3 separate regions of the Homo sapiens genome follow, and regions 1 and 2 are each linked to region 3. A link is a loop called in an ENCODE intact Hi-C map of the cell type or tissue named here. Cell type or tissue: endothelial cell of umbilical vein. All regions are shown on one strand. Region 1 has its middle 97 kb from the start of MIR1252. Region 2 overlaps PPP1R12A-AS2 (PPP1R12A antisense RNA 2). Region 3 holds the start of MIR1252 (microRNA 1252).

Evidence for each region. Hi-C counts contacts between places; a loop is a spot of excess contacts. Peaks named below come from ENCODE experiments on the same cell type or tissue, not always from the same donor. Only the 100,000 strongest peaks of a DNase experiment are listed, where the experiment ranks them.
Region 1: a loop joins it to region 3, with 4 times the contacts of the local background. A loop is called at or near these places in 3 of 110 quality-filtered maps.
Region 2: it touches region 3 in a loop (12-fold over the local background); 31 of 110 quality-filtered maps call a loop at or near these places.

What each region holds. Positions count from the first base shown.
Region 1 is chr12:79,511,936-79,519,935 of GRCh38, reverse strand. No RefSeq gene overlaps it. Among named protein-coding and RNA genes, the nearest start is that of MIR1252, 97 kb to the right of the region's middle. RefSeq lists enhancers at 6,239-6,739, 6,740-7,240. In endothelial cell of umbilical vein, a CTCF peak has its summit at 7,652; a DNase peak (open chromatin) is centred at 4,985; H3K27ac peaks cover 1,380 bases.
Region 2 is chr12:79,734,552-79,742,551 of GRCh38, reverse strand. The region is part of intron 4 of PPP1R12A-AS2 (PPP1R12A antisense RNA 2); the gene reads right to left. Among named protein-coding and RNA genes, the nearest start is that of PAWR, 48 kb to the right of the region's middle. In endothelial cell of umbilical vein, a CTCF peak has its summit at 4,237 (motif pointing right); a DNase peak (open chromatin) is centred at 4,261.
Region 3 is chr12:79,416,363-79,424,362 of GRCh38, reverse strand. All of the region lies in intron 9 of SYT1 (synaptotagmin 1), which reads right to left. MIR1252 (microRNA 1252) reads right to left here and starts at 5,106; the gene lies at 5,042-5,106. In endothelial cell of umbilical vein, a CTCF peak has its summit at 4,022 (motif pointing left); DNase peaks (open chromatin) are centred at 42, 1,922 and 4,022; H3K27ac peaks cover 4,619 bases.

The sequences.
Region 1 (8,000 bases), 96 kb before region 3:
AGAGGATGTAACATCTCAAGGAAGCCTTCCCCATCTGCCTTTACCCAGCCAGTCTCAATCCAAATGTTCCTTTTCCCTATTCCCATAGCATCCTCTGTATACTGCCATCATTCCCATAGGTTCCTGAATTTGTTTATGTGTCTGTTCTGGACAGTGAGCTCATATTCTTTCTTGCATGCCTAATGCTTAGTTGAATAGTACTTGAACTCAACTAATTAGTTTTTAATTTTAACATTACCATTACTGATACTTAACAGCTATTGGGCACTTATTATGTGCTAGGTATTATACTAAGTACTTTACATGATTTATTTCATTTAATCTTGATAACTCTGAATGAAGCCCTATCATTGTTATTGTTACTTTACAGATGAAGAAGCTGAGCTTTAGTAAGTTGTCACTTGACCAAGGTAGGAAAATAGCATGGTATAGAGATGTTGTATGGCATGGAGGACAGAGTAAAGGGCAAAGTTAAAGCCAGAAGACTGAGAATTGAATTCCAGGCCCACTACCCTTGGCTGTCAGATTATGGAGAAACTTTGTTAAACTATGTGAGCCCTCTGCTTCATAACTAATATGAAGGTTGTTAAAAATCTTTGCCTCACAGAATGCTGAGGACCAAATGGGATAATGCATTTGGAGTCACTTGAAAACTGTTGCATTTGTGAGAAAATTATGTGTAATTTTTTAAATGTAATTCACTGTTCTTATTTAGATATAACTGCCTTCCATTCTTTCCCCTCTAGTCACATAAGGCACATAGTTGTAATCACAGCATGCATTCAATTTTATGGCCAACTTTTCCAGTTATGAATATTGTTTGTTATGTGTTTTTTTCTTTTTTATTGTAAAGTTTGTGAAGTATATCACACATGGAAGAGTATATAAAATGTACATATCTGTGTGTATATATATATATACATGCATTTTAAAGAATAATTAGAAAATGAAAAGTTGGCCGGGCACAATGGCTCATGCCTGTAATCTCAGCACTTTGGGAGGCCAAGGTGGGCAGATCACCTGAGGTCAGGAGTTCGAGACCAGCCTGGCCAACATGGTGAAACCCTGTCTCTAATAAAAATACAAAAAATATTAGCTGGGCATGGTAGCGAGCGCCTGTAATCCCAGCTACTCAGGAGGCTGAGGCAGGAGAATCGCTTGATCCTGGGAGGCGGAGGCTGCAGTAAGCCAACACCGTGCCGCTGCACTCCAGCCTGGGCAACAGAGCGAGACTCTGTATATTAATAATAATAATAATAATAATAAAATAAAAAGGAAATGAAAAGCTGTGTATATGCCAACCAGATCAAAATATTACTGACACTTTAGAAAAAGCTCTGTGTTTCTTCCTAATTGCATTCATTTTTTCCCTTCCAAAGGAAATGCTATACGAGTTTTGTATTTATTATGATGTTTTTCTGTATAGCTGTACCACCTATATTTGTATAATTTAAGAAAACATTGTTTAATTTTAAAGAAACTAAGTAGCAAGCACAAACTTAGCTGTGTAAGGAAAAGTCAATATTGCCACTATTAGATGAAAACTTCCAAGGAAACAACTTGTGCAGAATCACTAGACTATAGCCTGGCCTCAGCCCCTTTTGGGATGTCAGGGGACACGGTCATGAGTGAATGCAGTGAAACAGGGTTTAGCACAGTTGAGGTATCTGGAAGGAATGTGGATGTTCAGGTACTGGATGTCCAATAGGAATAGGGGAAAAGGCTGCATTGTATTTTCTGCTTACGAGCTCACTATGGCCTACCTCAAACTTTCAGGAATAGGTCAAAGCAAAACATTTCACGGGAGAGAAATTAGTATTCCTAGCTAATCCAAGAGTCAGGGTGTGGAGCGAAGAGATGCATCTGCACATGATTCAAATAAGCCAAGTATATATGAAAATCTGGGCCAGGCTTTATTTGGGCATTCAGTCCTCAGATTAAAATAATAGCAAAAAGGAAGCAGAATCTTGCTCATGATACTTCTTAATATGACAGTCAATTGAATAACACTGTTCTGATTGGACTCTATACTTACTGTATGACTGTAATCTTGGGATCATCCTTCACTTTTTCCTGGGTATTCCATTTGCTTCCCTTTTGTGTTGGATCTCCTATTTTCCTAAATATCCTGTTTTCCTCTTTCTTGATTTACTTCCTTGTTTTGGTAGAACACATTCATCAGTTTCACTTAATGTTGAGTTAATGGGATATATATATATATATGTTTTGAGATCTTGAATGCCTAAAAATGCCTGTATTCCACCTTCATCCTCTTGCTTGGTATTTGGTTGGGTATAGAATTTTAAGTTGGATATCATTTGAAGTCATTTTTCCATTGTCTTCCAGCTTCAGTATAGCTATTGAGATGTCCAATGTTATTCTCATATCAGATTCTTTGTATGGTCACCACATTCTTTTCCTCATCCTCACTGTCCTCTTTGTCCTCTTCCTCCTCCTCCGTCTCCTCCTCTTCCTCTCCCTTTCTCTCTGGAAACTTACGGAATCTTCTCTTGGTCCTAGTGTTTTGAAATGTCACCATAATATGTTTCATTCTTATTTTCATCCACTGTATTGGGCACTCATTGGACTCTTTCAATCTAGTATCTCAGTTTTGGGAAATTTTTCTGAATTATTTTGTTGATAATTTCCTCCTCTATATTCTCTGTTTCTGAAACTCCTACTATGTAAGCACTGGATTTTTTGGATTGGCTCCATTATTTTTTTTTAATCTTTTTTTTTTTTCCTCTTATTTCCCATATCTTTGTCCTTTAGTGTGTGTGAGTGTACAACTTATGGGAACTTTTATCAACCCTTCTTTTGTTTCTTGGGGTTTTTCTTGTTGTTGTTTTTTTTAACTTTTGTGATCACATTTTAAATTTATGAGAGCATTTTTTTTTCTCAGAAATGTCTCTTTTAAAAAATAGCGTCTTCTTTTATGAATGCATTATCTTCTCTGATCAAAAACATATTGTTTGGCTGGGTGTGGTGGCTCACACCTGTAATCCCAGCACTTTGGGAGGCCAAGGTGGGCGGATCACCTGAGGTTAGGAGTTCGAGACCAGCCTGGCCAATATGGCAAAACCCCATCTCTACTAAAAATACAAAAATTAGCCAGGCATGGTGGCGGGCGCTTACAATCCCAGCTACTTGGGAGGCTGAGGTAGGAGAATTGCTTGAACCTGAGAGGCAGAGGCTGCAGTGAAGCTGAGATCGCACCACTGCACTCCAGCCTGGGTGACAGAGCGAGACTCTATCTGAAAAAACAAAACATATTGATATTTTCTGTTTTTGCATGGTCTCTCCTTCCACTAAGTTACTTTTTTTCCTAATTTTGTGCTTTGGGTCTCTGTATTCCATATTGGGTTGAGCATGTTTTCATATGTGTAAAGGCATTTGTATTTCCTATTCCGATCACTGCCTATCCATATCCAATGTTTTAAGATTGGCAATCACTGGGATTGTCCTGAATGTAAGAAAATACTCTCCAAAACTCCTTTTTTTTTCTTTGTTTTTGCGATGGAGTTTCACTCGTGTTGCCCAGGCTGGAGTGCAATGGCATGATCTTGGCTCACTATAACCTTCGCCTCCTGGGTTCCAGTGGTTCTCCTGCCTCAGCCTCTCAAGTAGCTGGGATTACAGGTGTGCACCACCTTGTCCGGCTAATTTTAGTAGAGACGGGGTTTCTCCATGTTGGTCAGGCTGGTCTTGAACTCCTGACCTCAGGTGATCCACCCGCCTTGGCCTCCCAAAGTGCTGGGATTACAGGTGTGAGCCACTGCACCCGGCCCGAAAATTCTTAAAATATAAATTTGTAACACTTTTTCTGGAGAGCAAGTAGGCAGTATTCGCAACATTTGAAATGCGTATACTCTTTGATCAAGAATTCAGCATCAGAGAAATGTAAATTAAAGCTACATTGAGAAGTTTCTGACCAGGGTGGAATAAATGGAAAAGATTTTCTTTCTTACCTTACCTAAAAATCTGGGCAAAATATATATGAAACAACAGTTTTCAGACATTGGATAATAGGCAGCACAGAGATATATTTCTGGGAGAAGGAAAACAAATAAGGTTAGATTTGTGACTGTGCCAGCTTATTGCCTGGAGGCAGTTTCCAGGACACAGCACAGGGAGGGGGCCCAAATAGAACCTGGCACTCTCCATTAAGTGAAAAGACAGATTACAGTTTGGGGAGGCCAAAGTAGCAAGAATCTGTGGGTCAGAGTACCGCAGAGAATGGAGTTGCAGAGAGGGAGAGACAGAGAGAGGGGAGAAGGGAGGGAGGGAGGGAGATGATACGAGCAAGATGGTGAGATAAAAGGTCCCATGGCATCTCTCCCCGCCCCACAAAAATGCAACTTGAAACTACTCCAAGACAAGAATACCATCCTGAATTTACCAGAAATCAGGGGAGAAGCAGAAAAACCTCCTGGGCCCACAGACAGAGAGAATCTATGACTTGTAAGAGAAATGGTCATTTCAGACTGTGCTGCCCCTCTGGCAAGCCTGCATAACATCACTTATAGAGAATTTCCCAGGTTAGAGAAGGGAATCAGAGGTGGACATTTGATCTCCCACCAGTCTGGAAATCTTCAAGGGAATCCTACTCAAGTCCTGTCCCATAGGAATCACTGGGGTGCAAGGAGGGCTGAACCACCCAGAGTGAACTGCACACAAAGAGCAGGACACAGATTGCAGCAAATAGCATGTGGATTTTGATGGATACTTTGTGCTCCCATCAGCAGGGATGCCATGATAAAGAGACAGGCTGGGGCCATAGTGCCACAGGGGGCACAATTCACAGGAAGGCCTCAATTCCCTGGTCAGAGTTTTCATTAAGCCCAGGTTCTTGTGTGGAGCCTTTCCCTGGCCTAGAAACAACTAAAAGGTCAGGATTAAGTTCCAGTGCCCACTTATTCTTCCCCATCCTGGAAAACAACGACAGAGCAGCAATATATTTCTGGAGCAACATTAAGTTCTGGTGCTCACTGTAAGTCTTCCCCAGAGCAGGAAATAACAACAGGACAATGAATCACTTCCACTGCAGTGTTTTAGTTCTGGTGCTCATTATAGGTCCTCCCTAGAATGGGAAGAGACAACAGTCCAAGATTTTAAGTTCTGATACTAATTAGTAAAGGTCTAATACTACCAAAGAACACCTACAAAAACTTGAAGGGGTGACTGTCTCCTCAAATGCACTGCCATCAATGTAAAGGTGCAAAGATTGTGAAAACTCAGGGAAATATGACACCATTAAAAGGAACCAATGGACCTAGAATTGAAGATGTATACAATGACAGACAGAGAAGTTAGAATAATTCTCTTAAAGTTCAGGGAATCACAAAAAATATGGATAGAAAATTAAATGAAATTAGGGAAACAGCCCAGGAACAAAATACTAAATTTAATAAATAAATAGAAACAATTTTTTAAACCAAATAGAAATCCTAGAAATACAATAACTGAATTAAAAAATTTATTAGAAAGCTTCTACAGCAGACATGATCAACCAGAAGAAAGAATTAACAAGATCGAAGACAGAACATATAAAATTACCTAATCAGAGAAGCAAAAGGAAAAAAAGAATGAAAAAGAGTGAAGAAGGCCTACAAGAATTATGAAACACCATCTAGCTAACTAACCTCCTCATAAAAGGAATTCCTGTTTGGGCTGGTGGCTCTTGCCTGTAATCCCAGCACTTTGGGAGGCCGAGGCCCGTGGATCAGGAGGTCAGGAGATCGAGACCATCCTGGCTAACACAGTGAAACCCCATCTCCACTAAAAATACAAAAAGATTAGCCGGGCGTGGTGGCAGGCGCCTGTAATCCCAGCTACTCGGGAGGCTGAGGCAGGAGAATGGCGTGAACCTGGGAGGCGGAGCTTGCAGTGAGCCGAGATTGTGCCACTGCACTCCAGCCTGGGTGACAGAGTGAAACTCTGTCTCAAAAAAAAAAAAAAAGGAATTCCCAAAGGAGACAAGAGAGGGAAAGGCATAGAGAGGGAGGGAGAGAGAGAAAGAAAAAATGAAAGGGAGGGAAGGAAGAAGAGGGAAGGAGAGGCTGAGCTGCAGAGGGGTCCTAAGTATTGATTTGTACATGTGTGAGAAAAAAATTCTCCAAGACCAGAATAACAACCATCAGAAAGGAGTAGGAACAATCGTGGCTGGAGCTCAAGGCTAGGAATAGTTCATCTGCCCACCAGACATAGTGGAAAGATTTCATTATATACAACACATTGGGAAGAAACCTCTAGAGTGTTATCTTAGTATTGGAATTAAATTAGCCTTTGATTGGCCGGGTGTGGTGGCTCATGCCTGTTATCCTAGAACTTTGGGAGGTCAAGGCGAGTGGATCACCTGAGGGCAGGAGTTCGAGACCAGCCTGGCCAACATGGTGAAACCCTGTCTCTACTAAAAGTACAAAAATTAGCTGGGCGTGATGGTGAGTGCCTGTAATCTCAGCTACTCAGGAGGCTGAGGCACGAGAATTGCTTCAACCTGGGAGGTGGAGGTTGCAGTGAGCCAAGATTGTGCCACTGTACTCCAGCCTGGGCAACAGAGCAAGACTCCATCTCAAAAAAAGAAAAATAAAAAAAAAAAGCCAGGTGCGATGGCTCAGGCTGGGAGCGGTGGCTCACACCTGTAATCCCAGCACTTTGGGAGGCTGAGGCAGGCAGATCACGAGGTCAAGAGATCGAGGCCATCCTGGCCAACATGGTGAAAACTCATCTCTACTAAAAATACAAAAATTAGCTTGGCATGGTGGCACATGCCTGTAGTCCCAGCTACTCAGGAGGCTGAGGCAGGAGAATCGCTTGAACCCGGGAGGGGGAGGTTGCAGTGAGCCCAGATCACGCCACTGCACTCCAGCCTGGCGACAGAGCGAGACTGCCAAAAAAAGAAAAAGAAATCACAGAGTACAAGAAGCCTTAAAAAAAAACAACAGAGCATCATGATCTGTGGGACAATATCAAGCAGTCAAAACTACATGTAATTGGATTCCCAGGAAAAGAGGGAGAGGGGAGAGAAAAATATTTGAAAAAAAAAAAAAGACTCAAAATTTTGCAAAATTGATGAAACTATAAACCTATAGATATGAGAAGCATGACAAACACCAAACATAAGAAACACGAATGAAGCCACATCAACTCATAATAAAATTGCTGAAAAGTGGTAGTGATGAGAAAAATCTTAAAAGCAGCCAGGAAAAAAAAAAGAAAAGACACATTAGAAAAAAAAAAAAAACAAAGATATGGGAAGGAGTCACAGAATAGTCCGAAGGGGAGAAACCGGACTGAAACCCACTCAGTCCTGGCCCAGGGTGCCTCACCTGGATGATACTTCCAGCTCAGGCTGTTCCCAGTCCTGGGAGAGAGCTTAGGACATTTCAGAGAGGAGATTCTGATGACCATAATCATGTTAGACCAGGTCCAGACTTGAAGTGCCCTGCATGGAAGACACTGTCTCTGGGCAGTTCGAGACACCAGGTTTAGAAAATGTCAAGGAAGATGCTCCAAAGCACAGGGATCCCGGAGTGGCATGACCCAGGAGAAAAGCCTCACTTGCCCTGGTCTAAAGGCATTACTGCTTCCTCCCTTTCTTCCCAGGGAAATACCTAAAATTATAGTTTAAAGATGTCAGAGCGTCCATCAAACTGAAGGAAAGCATGCAACAGCGCCCCCATCTTGCAGCTCTCACTCATCCTTGCGGCTGATTGCACATGATACAAGTGGGAGAAAGAAGCGTCTATTGTATTAAACCAATGAGATTTCAGGATGTGTTTGTTACAGCAGCTACCCAATAATTTCCACAACTATTCATCCCAGCTCCTCCATGTTTTAATTACCTGTGAACTTGGATAACCTCCAGAAGGGCTGCATTCTGCAAGGTAGAGGTCTTTTTCTGCACATTCTTTTGAGTATTCTCCATCAATCCAGTGCCGTGTGATTTTTATAGTTAAAACATTTCACAACATTCCTACTCTGCTGGTGGCACTTTGTTC
Region 2 (8,000 bases), 320 kb before region 3:
CCACTTCTTATGCTTCTTCCCCTGAGATAGGAAGGGAGAGGAGTACAGCAGGAGGACTATAACTGTGCTGAAGATGAGTTTAGATGACTGCCCCAAACAAAGAAATGCACTTCTAAGTGTTTCTCCTGCAGCCTTGGCTGGAATATGTGCACAGGGATACAGACAATCCAAACTCCTCCATATTGTGAGGCACACTCAAAACTGAGTGAATGACTGAATAACTAAACAGAATAATGTTAGATATATATCAGGAGATAATATAAATTCACAGAAAGCAAAGAACAGTATTGATGGGCTTAATGCTTGTGTTTTATTGTTGTTATTGTTTTGTTTTGTTTTTAATTGAGACAGAGTCTGGCTCTGTTGCCCAGGCTGGAGTACAGTGGCAGGATCTCGGCTCACTGCAACCTCCGCCTTCTGGGTTCAAGTGATTCTCATGCCTCAGCCTCCCAAGTAGCTAGGATTACAGGCATGCACCACCATGCCTAGCTAATTTTGTATTGTTAGTAGGGATGGGGTTTCACCATGTTGGCCAAGCTGGTCTTGAACTCCTGACGTCAGGTGATCCACCACCTAACCTCACAAAGTGCTGGGATTACAGGCGTAAGCCACTGCACCTGGCCAATTTTTTAAAAGATCTACTTGGAAAATATAAGGACCACAAAATACATTTAGTAGCTTAATAAGGGACATGTTAAACAAGATTTCAAATGGCAAAGTTATACATTTAACATGCATAATTAGGCATTATTCTCAAATATAATTAGTACTCAATATTTTACACTTTGAAAAAAATTTACATTATACTTTTACTTTAAATATTGCCAGACTTTTTTAAAAAGGGCTATATTTGCACTTTACCAATATGCCAACATTTTTTTTTCTAAGTTCATCAGTAAACCACTGAATGGACATGTCTGCAAGCACAGTTTATTAATGTGAGCCTGTGTGAGTATTGTTAGGGAGATGTTGAGGATCCATAATGTAGATACTGTATCTCAATAATGACATTTTGCCTGTTATAGCATGTTTATGTTTCTGGATTTGGGACAGGAAAAGCATTGGAAGGGGTAGCAAATCTTGCATAGAATCCTTAAAAATTATCATCTGTATTCATTTATACATCTTTGAAAATATTAATAGAAGCAAGAATATTTTTCTCAAAACTTGGTACAAAAATCTCTTTAGAAATCACTAATATTGGCTGGGTGCAGTGGCTCACGCCTGTAATCCCAGCACTTTGGGAGGCCGAGGCAGGCGGATTATGAGGTCAGGAGATTGAGACCATCCTGGCCAACATGGTGAAACCCCGTCTCTCCTAAAAATACAAAAATTAGCTGGGTATAGTGGTGCGCACCTGCAGTCGCAGTTACTTGGGAGGCTGAGGCAGAAGAATTGCTTGAACCCGGGAGGCGGAGGTTGCAGTGAGCCGAGATCACGCCATTGCACTCCAGCCTGGCAACAGAGCAAGACTCCATCTAAAAAAAAAAAAAGAGAGACAAAGAAAAAAGAAATCACCAATATTTCACATTTATTTGATACTGATCCTAAAAATAAAAGTGTTCTTTTTGTAGCCTACATGCTTATTATTGCCTTATTCTTTAAGAAGTTCCATGTTGGCTCCAGACTAAGAAATTTGCAACCTCAAGTCAAAATGGAACATGTTAGTTTTCCAACTTGTATTATTCAAAAATTTAAAAATATGTGTCACTAGGCACAAAATCTACTTGTTATAATTATGTGTGATAATAGATTTTTTGGGTATTAAGAATTTTATGTGAGTATTGTGAAAAACTTGTGACTTTTTGCCATTGCAAGTCTACGCAACCAGTGAAACCAAAAAACTGTGGGAAAGAACTTTGAAGGCTTTGCTGATTGCTTTGCTAAATATTATCTGGTATGTTTAGTTATAAATAAAAAAAGAAATTAACATTTCTTGATACCTTACTATGTGCCAAGCATTGATAAGCACTTTATGCACAGTATATCATTTAATCCTCACAACAACCATAAGAGGCAGTCTGGTTTTTCAGTTGACTGGGGTAAGAGGAAGAAATTGAATTCATGAGCTTAAGGCATGAGCAATGAAGCCAGGAGCTGAACAATATCTTACTTCATACCCATTCTACTTCATGTAATTTCAAGTCAACACCAAAGTTCTCATGTACTTTTCCTTCAAAACGTGCCGTTTTCTCCCACGTCTTCAACATTCAATCTAAACCACTGAACTAAAGAATTCTGAGGGTGTTCCAATGTTCAGATTTTCTTTGAGTATTTTCTGACATAAGTGATGACTGCTACCCACAAACTTCATGTCTGATCCTTGCCCTTGAAAGTGGACTACATTTGCATCATGTTTTCTTAGTAAATCTTTTTGAATTGTTAGTCTGAAAATATGAATCTAGTCAATGGTTTAAAATTTCTCAATTATTAAAATAAATGTAGCCAGGCACAGTGGCTCAGGCCACTTTGGGAGGTTGAAGCAAGAGGATTGCTTGAGCCCAGGAATTGGGACACCAGCCCAGGCAACATGGTGAAACCCCATCTCTACATAAAATACAAAAATTAGCTGGGTGTGATGGTATGCGCCTGTGGTGCAAGGTACTCAGGAGGCTGACGTCGGAGGATGGCTTAAGCACAGGAGATCAAGGCTGCAGTGAGCTGTGATTATGCCACTGCACTCCAGAGCCTGGGCTACAGAGTGAGACTCTGTCTCAAAAAAAAAAAAAAAAAAAAAAGAAAGAAAAAAAAAAGTCTCAAACACCTGAAAGCATAATTTGCACAGGTTGAGAGTTTTAAATGGACACTTAAATATGTTTTCCAAATTCCTCCCATTAGTTAAACTTTTTCAGTCCTGTTAAGTATTATCTCAGACCTTTTTCTCTTTTCTGGTGGTGATGGTGATATTTCATGTTTTTCTTCTTTCTTTTTCTTTTTTTTTTTTTTTTTTTTTTGAGACAGAGCCTTGCTCTGTCACCCAGGCTGGCTGACTGCAACCTCTCGGCTCACTGCAACCTCTGCCTCCCAGGCTCAAGTGATTCTCCTGCCTCAGCCTCCTGAGTAGCTGGGATTACAGGCACCCGCCACCATGCCCAGCTAGTTTTTGTATTTTTAGTAGAGATGGGGTTTCACCATGTTGGCCAGGCTGGTCTCAAACTCCTGACCTCAAGTGATCTGCCCACCTCAGCCTCCTAAAGTGCTGGGATTACAGGTATGAGCCACCACTCCTGGCCATTTTTTCTTAAAACCGTTTTCTGTTCTATTCCTGTCACTGATCCCATTCCTCTCAGTGGTCACCTTTGTACCCTACAATTCTTGGGTTTATTCAGGTTCCTTTTACAGACCAGTTAACAACATCCCTTTTCCTTGTCCGCCAAACATCTTTTGTCTACTTAAGTATTTAGTCATCATTGTCATAATTGTTCTGAAAATGGCTTTGATAAGTGGGCCAGCCCAGAAGACCAGCAATTTCTAAAGTTAATAACACCTTGGGCAAACAAATTATTTCATGATTCACTCCTTTCATGACCCCTCATAAGAGAAAAAAATTGTATGGTGAGAATAAAGATGTAATTAAGTGTTTTAGGTATTCGATAGTTGTACTGATGGGTTTGGTCTGCAGACAATTGCTTTGATGTTAGGACAAGGATTGTATCTGTTCAGTGTAAGTTTTCATTGAAAGAAATATATGCTCATTAGAAAACCTCACATGGTTAAAACCTTCTAATGATTAAATTGAGTACTTAATTCTAATTGTAGCCCTTATGACAAGTCTTTATATGGTCACAAGATTTTTTTTAAACACAGAAAAATACCTGATTTAGTAAAAAATCTGAATCAGAATTTAAAAAAAATTTAGTACTTCTAAGCACCTACTGAACCCAACTGTTCATTTTACAGGAATCCTAAGGATCTGTGCTAAGTGTCTGTTTTTCTGATTTAAGAATGAACAGTAATTAGCAGGTAATTTGAGTTTGAAAATAATTTATCTAAATAATTTACTCTATTAAGGAGAAAGTTTTTAATTAGTAGAGATAAATTACAGCTAACCCAAAACCAAGTCTCTTCTTTTGTATTCTGAAAAGCATTTTTCACCTAAAATGTTACAGAAAAAAAAGCGGCTGAGGTAGTTGGCGATGACTTTTAGTATACCTATTGATAAAGCATAAACAAAAGTGGGGTGGGGCATTGAAATGTCTTCTTAATTGCTACCGATACCTGCCACTCAAACCACTAGGTGGCACCAATAAGCTTTTCCGATATGTACAATAAATGTACCTATGTTTAAGGCACTCCTTGAACAATATCCCATACCATGACTACCAAAATGCTTAAAAATTCTACCCATATACTTAAGAATTACTGCACAAAGTTATGCCTCTAGACAACAATAAATGGTGTTGCTATTTGATTGTTGACAAAAGTATTGAGAAAGCAATCTAAATACAAGTCACCATGATTTAGTGGAAAAAACACTGGAGTGAGGGTCAATAGTCCTTGTTCTGTTCTCAGCTTCACCACCAACTACCTCAGTGTCTTGAGTAGTCACTAAACCTCTCTGGTTTCTATCTCCTGATCAGTAAAGTGAAAGATTGGGACTAGATGAGTTGGTTTCAAAATGTAAGTAAAAGCCTCTTTTCTTCTACAAAATCCCTCAGAATTCTAATATGGAAAACAGATGAAAGCAAGACTGAGAAGGGAGGGAAGCGTGGTTGGATGTTGGAAAGAGAAGAAGGTATGAGAAGCACCTTTTGCTCTGCTTCCCACCAGTCTCCTCAGTGTCCAACCTGTGGTCCAGAAAAAAAAATAATTTGGATACCAATGAAATAGAAAATTACTAACAACTCTGTGATCCAGAAGTCTGTAAATCCAAGTATGTAGCACTATGTCCAAGTTCTTAAGCATTTTCCAACTTTAGCGGCCCAATTCCAGGATATAGTACAGCTATTATTTTCTCCATTTTACAAATAAATAGTAAACTAAGGATGGGTAATTTAATAGTTTTCTAAAAGTCTCCTTTGAGATTCACTTGCAGTTGTAAAAAAAAAAAAAAGAAAGAAAAAAAAGAAAAAAGAAAACCAAGCAGAAATCCCATGTAAAATTTACCCAGTTTCCTCTAATGGGAACATTTTGCAAAATTATAGTATAATATCACAACTAGGATATTCACATCAATACAGTCAAGATACAGAACAATTCCAACACCACAAGAATCTCTGTTTCCCATTTATAGCTGCACACATTTTACTCCTACCTTGACTCTTTACTTAGCCCCTGGAAACCTCTAATTTGTTCTCCATTTCTACGATTTTTGTTATTTCAAGAATGTTATATAAATGGAATCGTATGTATGTAAGCTTTCAGGATTTATTTTTTCATTAAGCATAATTCTCTGAAGATTCATTCAGGTTGCTGCATGTATTAATAATGCATTCCTTTTTATTGCTGAGGAGTAGTTCATGGTATGGATATGTCACAGATTTTTTTTTTGGAGGCAGAGTTTCGCTCTTGTTGCCCAGGCTGGCGTGCAATGGTGCGATCTTGGCTCACCACAACCTCCACCTTCTGGGTTCAAGTGATTCTCCTGCCTCAGACTCCCGAGTAGCTGGGATTACAGGCATGCACCACCACGCCCGGCTAATTTTGTATTTTTAGTAGAGATGGAGTTTCTCCATGTTGGTCAAGTTGGTCTTGAACTCCTGACCTCAGGTGATCCGCCCGCCTCGGCCTCCCAAAGTGCTGAGATTACAGGCGTGAGCCACCACACTCGGCCTGTGTCACAGATTTTTAAGCATTCACCCATTGAAGGATTGAAGGACATCTAAATTGTTTCCAGGTGTTTGCTTGCTTGTTTGTTTTTGAGACAAGGTCTCACTCTGTTGTCCAGGCTGGAGTGCAGTGGCACAATCTCAGCTCACTGCAACCTCTGCCTATGGAGCTCAAGCTATCCTTCTACCTCAGCCTCCTGAGTAGTTGGGACCACAGGCGTGCACCACCACACTTGGCCAATTTTTGTATTTTTTTTTTTTTTATAGAAATGAGGTTTCACCATGTTGCCCAAGCTGGTTTTTAACTTCTGAGCTCAAGAAATCCGCCTACCGCATATGGCCCTCCAATTTTTGACTCTTATAAATAAAGCTGCTATAAATATTTGTGTACACCTTTTCATGTGAATATAAATTTTTATTTCTCTAGGATAAATGCCCAGGAGTGCAATTGCTGGGTCACTGTGTAGTTGCATGTTTAGTTTTTTCTTATTTTTAATTTTTATGGATACATAATAGTTGCACATATTTATAGGGTAGAAGTAATATTTTGATATAAGCATTAAATGTGTAATGATCAAATCAGGGTAACTGGGGTATCATCATCTTGAACATTTCTTGAACATTTATCATTTCTTTGTGTTAGGGACATCCCAATTCCACTCTGCTATTGTGAAATATACAATAAATTTTTGTTAACTATGGTCACCTTATTGTGCTACCAAACATTATATCTGATTCCTTCTATCTATATTTTTGTACCCACTAACCAATTCCTCTTTATCCCCCTTTCCCCACCTCTGGTATCCTTCCTAGCCTCTGGTATCCTTCCTAGCCTCTGGTAATGATCATTCTACCCTGTATCTTCATGAGATCAACACATTTAGCTCCCACATATGAGTGAGAAAATGTGATATTTGTCTTGCTGCGCCTGGCTTATTTCACTTAACGTAATGCCTTACAGTTCCATCCATATTGTTGCAAACAACAGAATTTCGTTCTTTTTTGTGGCTGAATAATTTTCTATTGTAGATATATGTACCACATTTTCTTTGTCCATTTATCCATCGATGGATACTTAGGTTGATTCCCTATCTTGGCTACTGTGAATAATAGTGCTGCAATAAACATGGGAGTGCAGATACTTCTTCAATATACTGATTTCCTTTTATATGGATCCTATACCCAGCAGTAGGATTGCTGGATCATTGGGTAGTTATATTTTTAGTTGTTTGAGAGGTCTCCATACTGTTCTCCATAGTGACTGTGCTAATTTACATTCCCACCAACAGTGTTGGAGGGTTCCACTTTCTCCCTATCTGCCCTAGCATCCGTTATTGCCTTTTTTATAAAAGTCATTTTAACTGGACTGAGATAGTATCTCATAGTTTTGATTTGCAGTTCTCTGATGATTGGTGATGTTGAGCATTTTGTAATATACCTGTCGGCCATCTGTATGTCTTCTTTTGAGAAATGTCTATTCATATCTTTCACCCATTTTCAATTTGAATTTTTTCTGTTGAGACGTCTGAGCTCCTTATATATTCTGGTTATTAATCCCATGTCAGATAGGTAGTTGGCAAATATTTTCTCCCATGCTGTGGGTTGTCTTTTCACTTTGTTGATTGTTTCCTCTGCTGTGATCCCATTTGTCCATTTTTTGCTTTAGTTGCCTGTGCTTTTGCGATCTTACTCAAGAAATCTTTGCACAAATCAATGACCTAGATAATTTTCCTAATGTTATCTTATAGTAGGTTCATAGTTTCAGGTCTTACATTTAAGTTTCTATTCAATTTAGATTTGATTTTTGTATATAATATGAGATAGGGGTTTAATTTTCTCCTTCTTCATATAAATATCCAGTTTCCAAGCACCATTTATTGTTCTTTCCCAATGTATGTTCTTGGTACCTTCACATGTTTAGTTCTAAAAGAAACTATTTTCCAGAGTAGGTGTATCATTTTGTATTCCCAATGGCAATGTAGGAGTGATAGTTTTTTTTTGCATCCTCACCAGAATTTGGTGTTTTCACTAATTTTTTAAATTTTAAAAAAATTTTAGTCATTCTCATAGGTGTGTAGTATTATGCATTGTGGTTTTAATTTGAATTCCCTAATATCTAATGATGTTAAACATCTTTGTATATGCTTTTTGATATCTGTATATTCGCTCTGGTAAAATTTATTTTGTCCACTTTATACTTGGATTTTTAAATTTTATTTTTTATTTATGTAT
Region 3 (8,000 bases):
ATGGCATTTGTTTGTAAAGGCACTTTCAGAGAAAGAGCATGATTCATTTGAAAGGCTCTCTCTGTGGTTATTTGTTTTCTGGTGATGCAGAAATTCTTCTAAATAGGTCATCATAATACTGATAATCATCTCCACGGTAACCAGCTTTCAAGGCAACTGGCTGAGGGTTACATTTCTAGATGGGGGAAATTGCATTAGAGGCATGGTAGTGACACAAGAAGCTGTAAGCTAGTGCCATTCGAATTCCCTTATACGTACAGCATTTATCAAATACTCTCTTTATAATCTGAACTAAGTATGACTTGTTTGAGGGACATTTGTAGGTGATGCTTCATCTCATTTTTAGGTAATGCTCCATCTATTAACCTAAATAGAAAAAAGAAATAACCAAATACTTGTTGGTTATTTCAACAAGTATTTGGTTATTTCTTTTTTCTATTTAGGTTAATAGATCCAGGTGCTTAGGCCTTCTAATGCTAACCCAGAGCCGGTATCTTGGGAGATTTCAGGAACAAGTGTTCACTCTCACCTTCCTCTCTCTGCTTGCCTCCATCTGTATAGGTGTTCGGCATATTTAGGAGAGGGACTAGATTTCTGTGGGATTGTGCAATAACATCTCGACCATAACATATCATGAAATTGAAGAATTTTTCTGATAAATGGGTTTCTTAGATCTGAGGCAATCCATTTTGCAGTGTCCAGGGATAAGACTAAGCAATTTCTTAGAACTATTCCACAGTTTAAGTCCTTGAAATGTTTTTTAGCCAAGAGTAAGAGGCTAAGCTGGCAAGGAACCCAACCAAACCACCTCAGCTTTATGTTTTTGTTTTGTTTTGTTGTGTGTATGTGTGTTTGTCTATGTCTTAAAGTACTTACAAAATTCTGAGGGCAGAGCTACTTCACAGCTGTCTTATACTTGCAGACTCTAAGGCTTAATTAGAGTTAAAAGAACTAGTTGAGGCCTCCAGGCTCAGGTGATAGAATGAAAGCAGATTATAGAGTCTCTCTCTTTCTCTTTCTCTCAGAACTAAAAACAAGGGATACCAACAATGAAAACCACTAGCTCCCTCCTTTCTAGTAATAAGTCAGCAATGAAATAAGGAAAAGACTGTAACCTAATAATATGGACATTAAAACAAAACAAAGCATGCATGCACGTGTGCACACATGTGTGGGCGCACAGACACACACACATACAATGCTGGCTCACAAAAGAACAGATCTTGGAGTGGTACAGTGTAGCTTCTAACCCTGAACTCCCTTCCTGCCCCTGGAACCTTACTGGTGAATTACTGAACTCTCAAGACCTCACTATAGTCTTCAGATCTGGAGAGAAACTAACTAAATGACTATCCTTATTTTTCTCATTTTTGTCTGAAGGGTAGTGGATTGGCTATTGGACAGAAGTGGGCTGCTTCTTTCTGACAGAGCATGTATCGGTAAAGATACCACATTGCATATAAACTCATTAGAAAGGGGAATCGTCTCATTTGTTCACACAGCTTACTTCCAGCACCTAGATTAGAATGTGCCTTGCAAAGGAGAGGGGCTCAATAAAAATTTGCTGAATGATTTTAAAAAATCCTAGAGTGTTCCCCTTCAGGATGGATATGTATTCTGATTAAAGAGAGGGATTAAAATGTAGTTCAAAGTATCTAACAAATCCCAGAGAGAGAGAGAGAGAGAGCACGAGCAACCAAAAGTGCAGAGCCCAGGAGTTCTAACTCAGATGTCACACAGCTTCAGCAGAGCTTTCCCTTCCCTCTCTACTCCCTGCACCATTTCCTTAGGCTGCAGTTAAGTGGATGGTATCCAAAATCAAGTTCTTTAACCATAGCTTTGGGGAAAAAAGTTAGAGTCTATGGAAATTGAGTCAATAAGTCACCTATACTAGATAGAACAGAGAAGATCCAGATAAAGCGTTCAGGTATGAGTAAGATGGGGGAAATCAGTGACAAACATCCAAACATGCTAAGGCAATGCTCCCAAATGAAAATAAACAAAACCAATCAACCTTAAAAGAAAGGAACATAGCATGCAAAAGAAAGATGAAACTCCCTCTTTTAAAGAAAACATAGTCCAAAGAACAAAACAAAATTCCTCAGAAGTGCTTTGTACTATGAATCAAGTTAATGAGAACATGAACTCAGAAAAACAAGAGCTCAAAGATGAGTTGACAGAACCCCAGGAAGGTTACAGAACTAAGGAGGCTGAGTACAAAAACAATATTATAGAGTGAATTTTTAAAAGGTGACAGAGCAAGGAACAAAATAAACATGGCTGCAAATAAAATTACCGGCCTCGAGGAATGGCTTGTAAATACAAGGGAACCAAAGGAATTAGAAGGTGACAGATTGGAGTTCAAAAGCACTTAACATGAGGAAATTGATGTCCCTGAAGGAGAAGTTTCAATAAATGGAACAGGAAAAGTATTCACAAATACCACACAAGGAAATTTCACTAAAGAGAAAGAATAACCACATTTATAGATTGAAAGAACATACCATGTTCTAGGAAATACTGGTAACAGAATGCTTAACACAGCCCTGATTGAATACTTACAATTCAAGTATAAAGACATTCCTTGGGAATTTGAGAAAACAAACAAACAAACAAAAACACCCACCACCACCAACAATAAAAAAAAAAAACAGAAAACAAAAAAACAAAAAAAGTGTCACATTGGATAAAGCAAAAATTAGACTGGCTTCAAATGTCTCCATAACAGCATTCAATGCAAGAGCAATATGTATACCAACCAACATGTCAAGACAGATATTCTATCATGAAAGAATTTCAGTCAAGATGACATATAATTGGGTCTTGTGAATTTCTGGCCAGAATGGTTAGTAATGATGGTGTAGCCACCTTTAGAATAGCTATGCTAGCATTTTTCCAAAGTGTGACCTTTGAACTCCAGTGAGGTGTTCCTTGAACAAGGAAACTATGGTCAAACAGTTCAGAAGCACAGACTCTCTAAATGGCGCACCTTAGAAATTTATAAAACACACCAGCATATAAAAGAGTTCAAGACAGTAATGAAAAAGCAGCAGATCTCATTTGGAGGAAGTTTCATCTACCACAATGGATGGGAAAACAATTTAATAACTCAAAATAGCAATCAATTCCAAAACAATTCATATTTATTTTTCTACTTCCTCCTCCCCAAAATAAAATGTTATTATTTATTCATTCATTTATTTTAAAGCAATACGATCTTAAAATCCAGTTCAGGAATAAAAAAAGCAGAGTGGTGTTTTTAGGTCTACTTTGAAAGTACTAACAATAAATTCCCTCCTAAAGCAGCCATGTCAAATCTTTAAGCATGGCTCAATTTCACATCTGCTTTGTTTAAAGGAAAGCATCTTTGTGAAGGTTGCATTCCCACTGTGGAACTCTGGAAGTGGCAGGACTTTAGCTTGGTATTAAACGAGAGAAATTCTAGGAGATGTTCTGAAGCTGAACACTTTTTTTTTCCTTAGGGAACCAGGAACAATGTAACTGAGAAGGCAAAGGAGTAAATATCTTTTATTCTAGAAGAAAAACAATGCTACTACCACTTTGCAATACTTTTTCCTACTTCTCAGTATTTCTCCCATTTACATAAGCATAGTTTTTGATAGTGTGCAATGCCCTTCTATTTAGATTACAAACCACTGCTTTAGAATGGTGGAAGACTACTCTCTACTCACATCATATCTCTCTTGTGCTACTTTGAACTGGAAAAAGTGTTTTAATTCCAGACTGACTTGTTTCTGTTTCCCTACCTCCTCCTTGTCAGAGGACAGAAGTGTGCCAGGAATGTGGAATGAAAAAGCTGGAGGTAACTTTCAGCTTTGAGATAGTGTTATATTGTCTGTCCTTCTAAGATACTGCCCAGAGCTGACTGAGGTGAGAGAGTGGGTTGAAGAGTAACTGAGGTCAAAGGATTTCAACCAGTAAAGAAGGGAGGGACCCATAAACTGGAATGCAGGTATAAGATGCAGCAATTACCAGGATATGCTGCCCTCTTCAGGGTTTTTAAGGGAAAACTCACCAGTTAAAATTGGCTGAACATTTAAAAGTCTAACAGTGCCAACATGGCAAGGATATGAGCAATAGGAAAGCTCACACACTTCTGGTTGGGGTGTTATTTAATACATCTAGGAAATTTAAAAATTGTGCATACCCTACATTCCAGCAATCCCACTCTTATGTAAATATCTAGAAATACTCACCCACATTTGCACAAGGAGCTATGTTGTATTGTCTGTGACAGCAAGAGATTAGAAACAATTCAAAAATCCATTAGCTGACCAACTGGGGTATTTACCTACCATGGCATGTTATACAGCAATAAAAAGTAACAACGTTACTTTAATCAACACAGATACATCCCAAGAATGAAATATGGAGTCAAGTTGCAGAAGGATATATGATACAATTTATATAAAGCTTGAAAATGCACAAAATACATACAGTAAAGTGCCATTTATATGGCTGAAAACATACAAAACCAAAACTGTGTGTGTCATAAAAACATACATTGGAATGACAAACAAAATGAGAAAACAGGGTTGGGAATCATAAATTCAAGGTAACAGTTACCTCTGAGGAGAGAATGAGAGAAAGGAGATAAAGAGGACATAGGCTATTTTGATTATAGATGTTAGGTTTTATTTCTTTAGTGTGATAGGTACAAGAGTCTTCATTATATTATTATTTATACTTACTATTGTAGACCTCAAATATTTCATTAAAAAAATTGAGGTACTCCGAGTCAGATTCAACTAAAATGTATGAAGCACTTGCCATGTAGATAAAGCAGTGCTTTTCCACATTGGGCAGTGTAACAGCCAACACTGGAGAAGTCTATGCTTAGAAATGTAATTGAATCCCATTATCTGGCAACTTCTGCATTGTACCCTCAGATCCTTTGTTAGCCAGTGTGATCCCACCTGACCTGCTGCCGGATACTGTGAGCTTACCACTATGACTGATGAATTCATGGAGAAAGGGTGCAGTGGAAGGAGAAGAAAAGCAAGGTAGATTATTAAGATTTAGAAAAAAGGAAATTAAGCTCATTTGGAATTCTCTTTTCTAAATGAATTCAATTTCCTTCTTTCTACACCTCACATTTTTTCTCAACTTACCAATTTCTCAACAACTGTGTGATGGGAAATGTGAGTAGAAATTTAAAAATTCTTATAGAATCATTAGTCCCTTCTACATAGAGAAAAGGCAAAACTTTCTATTGGTTTCGTTTTGCCTAAAATAAGTAAGACTCAGTGGTCAATTAGTGGGATGTGTAAGCTGAAGTTAGATGTTCACTTCTGAGGCACCTATAGGGGAAGAAGGTACTACCCTCTATCAGTGGTTGTTAACTCTGGCTTCACAGTATAATCACCTGAGTTTTAAAATCTACTGACCCCTTGGCCATTCCCCCAGAAATTCTGAATTAGCTGTTCTGGGGTGGGGCCTCAGGTGTTCATATTTTACAAATATCACTTCCCAGGTGATTCTAACGTGCATACAGCATTGAAAACCACTCTTATCTCTCGGGCTCTGATATACCTGATATTGAACACATTTCAGGGCCATTGGTTACCACGGTTGGAAGAGTTACTGCTGGCCTTTCTTGTCAAGTTCATGACATGATGGGAGAGACCTTGGACAGATGTTTGTTTCCACTAATTGTCTCTCTACTCAGACATCTTTAAGACTTCTTGCCCAAACTCTCTGCTGGAGAATATTCTCTGTGCCTTGGCTCTTTCTTCATTCTTTTGTGCAAGGCCAGGTGTTTTGGAAACAGGCAGGGCTGTGCTATGCAGTGGGGGTGGTGAAGTCACCCACAAGGTCACAAAGATAATTGGTTTACTGTCTAACAGGTTCGGGCTCTTCAAACTCTTGGCCAGCCTCTTGACTTACATGTTGGTTAAAAGAATCATAAATCAATTACTTTTAAGCCTCCCCCTAACCAAAACCCCATTGGAGAGATTGTCAATAACATAAAGAAAAACCACGAATTTGAGAGCTAAAAAGTTAGTGTAACCTTCCATCCAGTGGACATTTTTAACAACACCTTATGAAATGATCATTCGGGCACCAAGTGAAAAATTTTCGCTAATTTCCATGCAAAATACTTCTAGGAAATTCCTATACATCTGGACCAAATGTTAGCGCTGGGACTACAAGGAGCAGCAGTCACTGTTCCAGCCCTTGATGATGGACAAGTGATTACAGGGACAGACCTATAACCAAGTAATTAAATAAGACATGAGACATCTAAGAAGACCTGTACATGTTCTATATACAAGTCATAAACATTAGAAAGAGGACGCTTTGTGTAGATCAGCTTTGCAGGAGAGTTTTTCACAGAGGGAGTAACGGTAGAGTAAGGTTTTTCAGCTTTGTCTTCAATATGTGTTCCCAGCATTGCCTGGGAACTGATTAGAAATGCAGAACATCGGGCCCCATCTTAGGCCCACAGAAGTAAAGTCTTTTTAACAAGATTCTCAGGACATGATATGCAAAAGAAAAACAGAAAAGCACAACTTTAGAGGTTCTCCAGGTTGAAGTGGGGGGTGGGAGTGGGGGGATACTATGATGACAGTTCAGGGAGAGCACTGACACCCACAAAACCTCCCCTGTGTGAATGCATAGTGTTATTACTGCTGGAGCATAGGGTAAATGATGCCATTTACAAGTGATGCCATTTGGAGAGGCAGGCCTGGACCTTGTCATGAAAGGGCTTGCAGAGCATTCTAAGGAATTCGAATTTCATCATGAAGGTAGTGAGAAGCTAATTAAAACCAATTAAATATTTTAAACAGGAGAGAGGCATAATGAGATTTTTGCTTTAGGATGAGGCCATTGGTAGTAACGTCAAGGCAGGAGCCAAGGGGGCTGGGCTTTGAGAGGCTGTTGTCATCAGTAGAGAAGTGGTGAGGGCCTAAACCAAGGCAGGTTGCGGGAAAGGAGGCAGAGGTGGAGATAAGAGAGAGATTTAGGAGGAATGAGCAACAGGGCATATTACTACATGATATTCCACATTTCCTTAAAAATCCTTTTAGAAATACATTGTATGCAATTGGATGAAGAGAAACCAACCACCTGGCCACCTAAGCAATCAACTAGCAAACAGAAAACGCAAACTCTCAATCACCAAATCCTAAATAAAAGTACAATTTAAGAAAATATGATTAGGAGGAAGACACAGGTTTCAATGACAAATTGTAAAAGCAGGGAAGACTAAATGAACATGTTCATTGTTTCTTTGTTTTTTGCTACCTCAAATTTTCAGAGACACTTTTGATAACTGACAATTGATACATGCTTTGCAATTCAGAGTAAGTTACAAATATATCATTGTTAGATATTATAGGAATCTTGAAGAAGAGAAAACACACACACACACATATTAGGATTTTCGTTGTATTTTTGCTATTTATGACTACACAGGGCTTCAGTTTTCTTACTGGCCAAAAAAGAAGCTATTCTTTTATGTTTCCTTGAAAGTGCAATCATTTTTAAGAGTATATTGTACCTTTTATATCTTCTTTCTTTATCAATAGTGTATAATAGAACTTGTTCATCTCAAATTTTCCTTTCAAAGCAGAAATGCATTTCAAATAGTTTGCTGTTTGAAATATTAACATGGCTGATTACTTTTTACTCATTCTTTTAGCAAAAAAATTAGACTTAGCCTTTTCTTTCCATTCTTAGGTTTTAATCAACAATACAAATTATGTATGAGAAGCCTTAGTGTATTATTAGCTGAGTTTTTTAAAAGATATTTGACAAAGCCCAAAACTAAATTACCAATGCTCGCATTTTTCTGAGTCATATTTTTTAATCTTTGAAAAAATAGTGATCATCTGTTATTTTACTACAATAATATGAATATAAACCTAAACTCTATTTAGAAGAGGATCTATACATAAAATGTCAAAATGTTAATGCCAATAAGGTTGTATGTTTCTAAGAAGCATTTGGACATGAAATGAAAATGGCAAAGATGT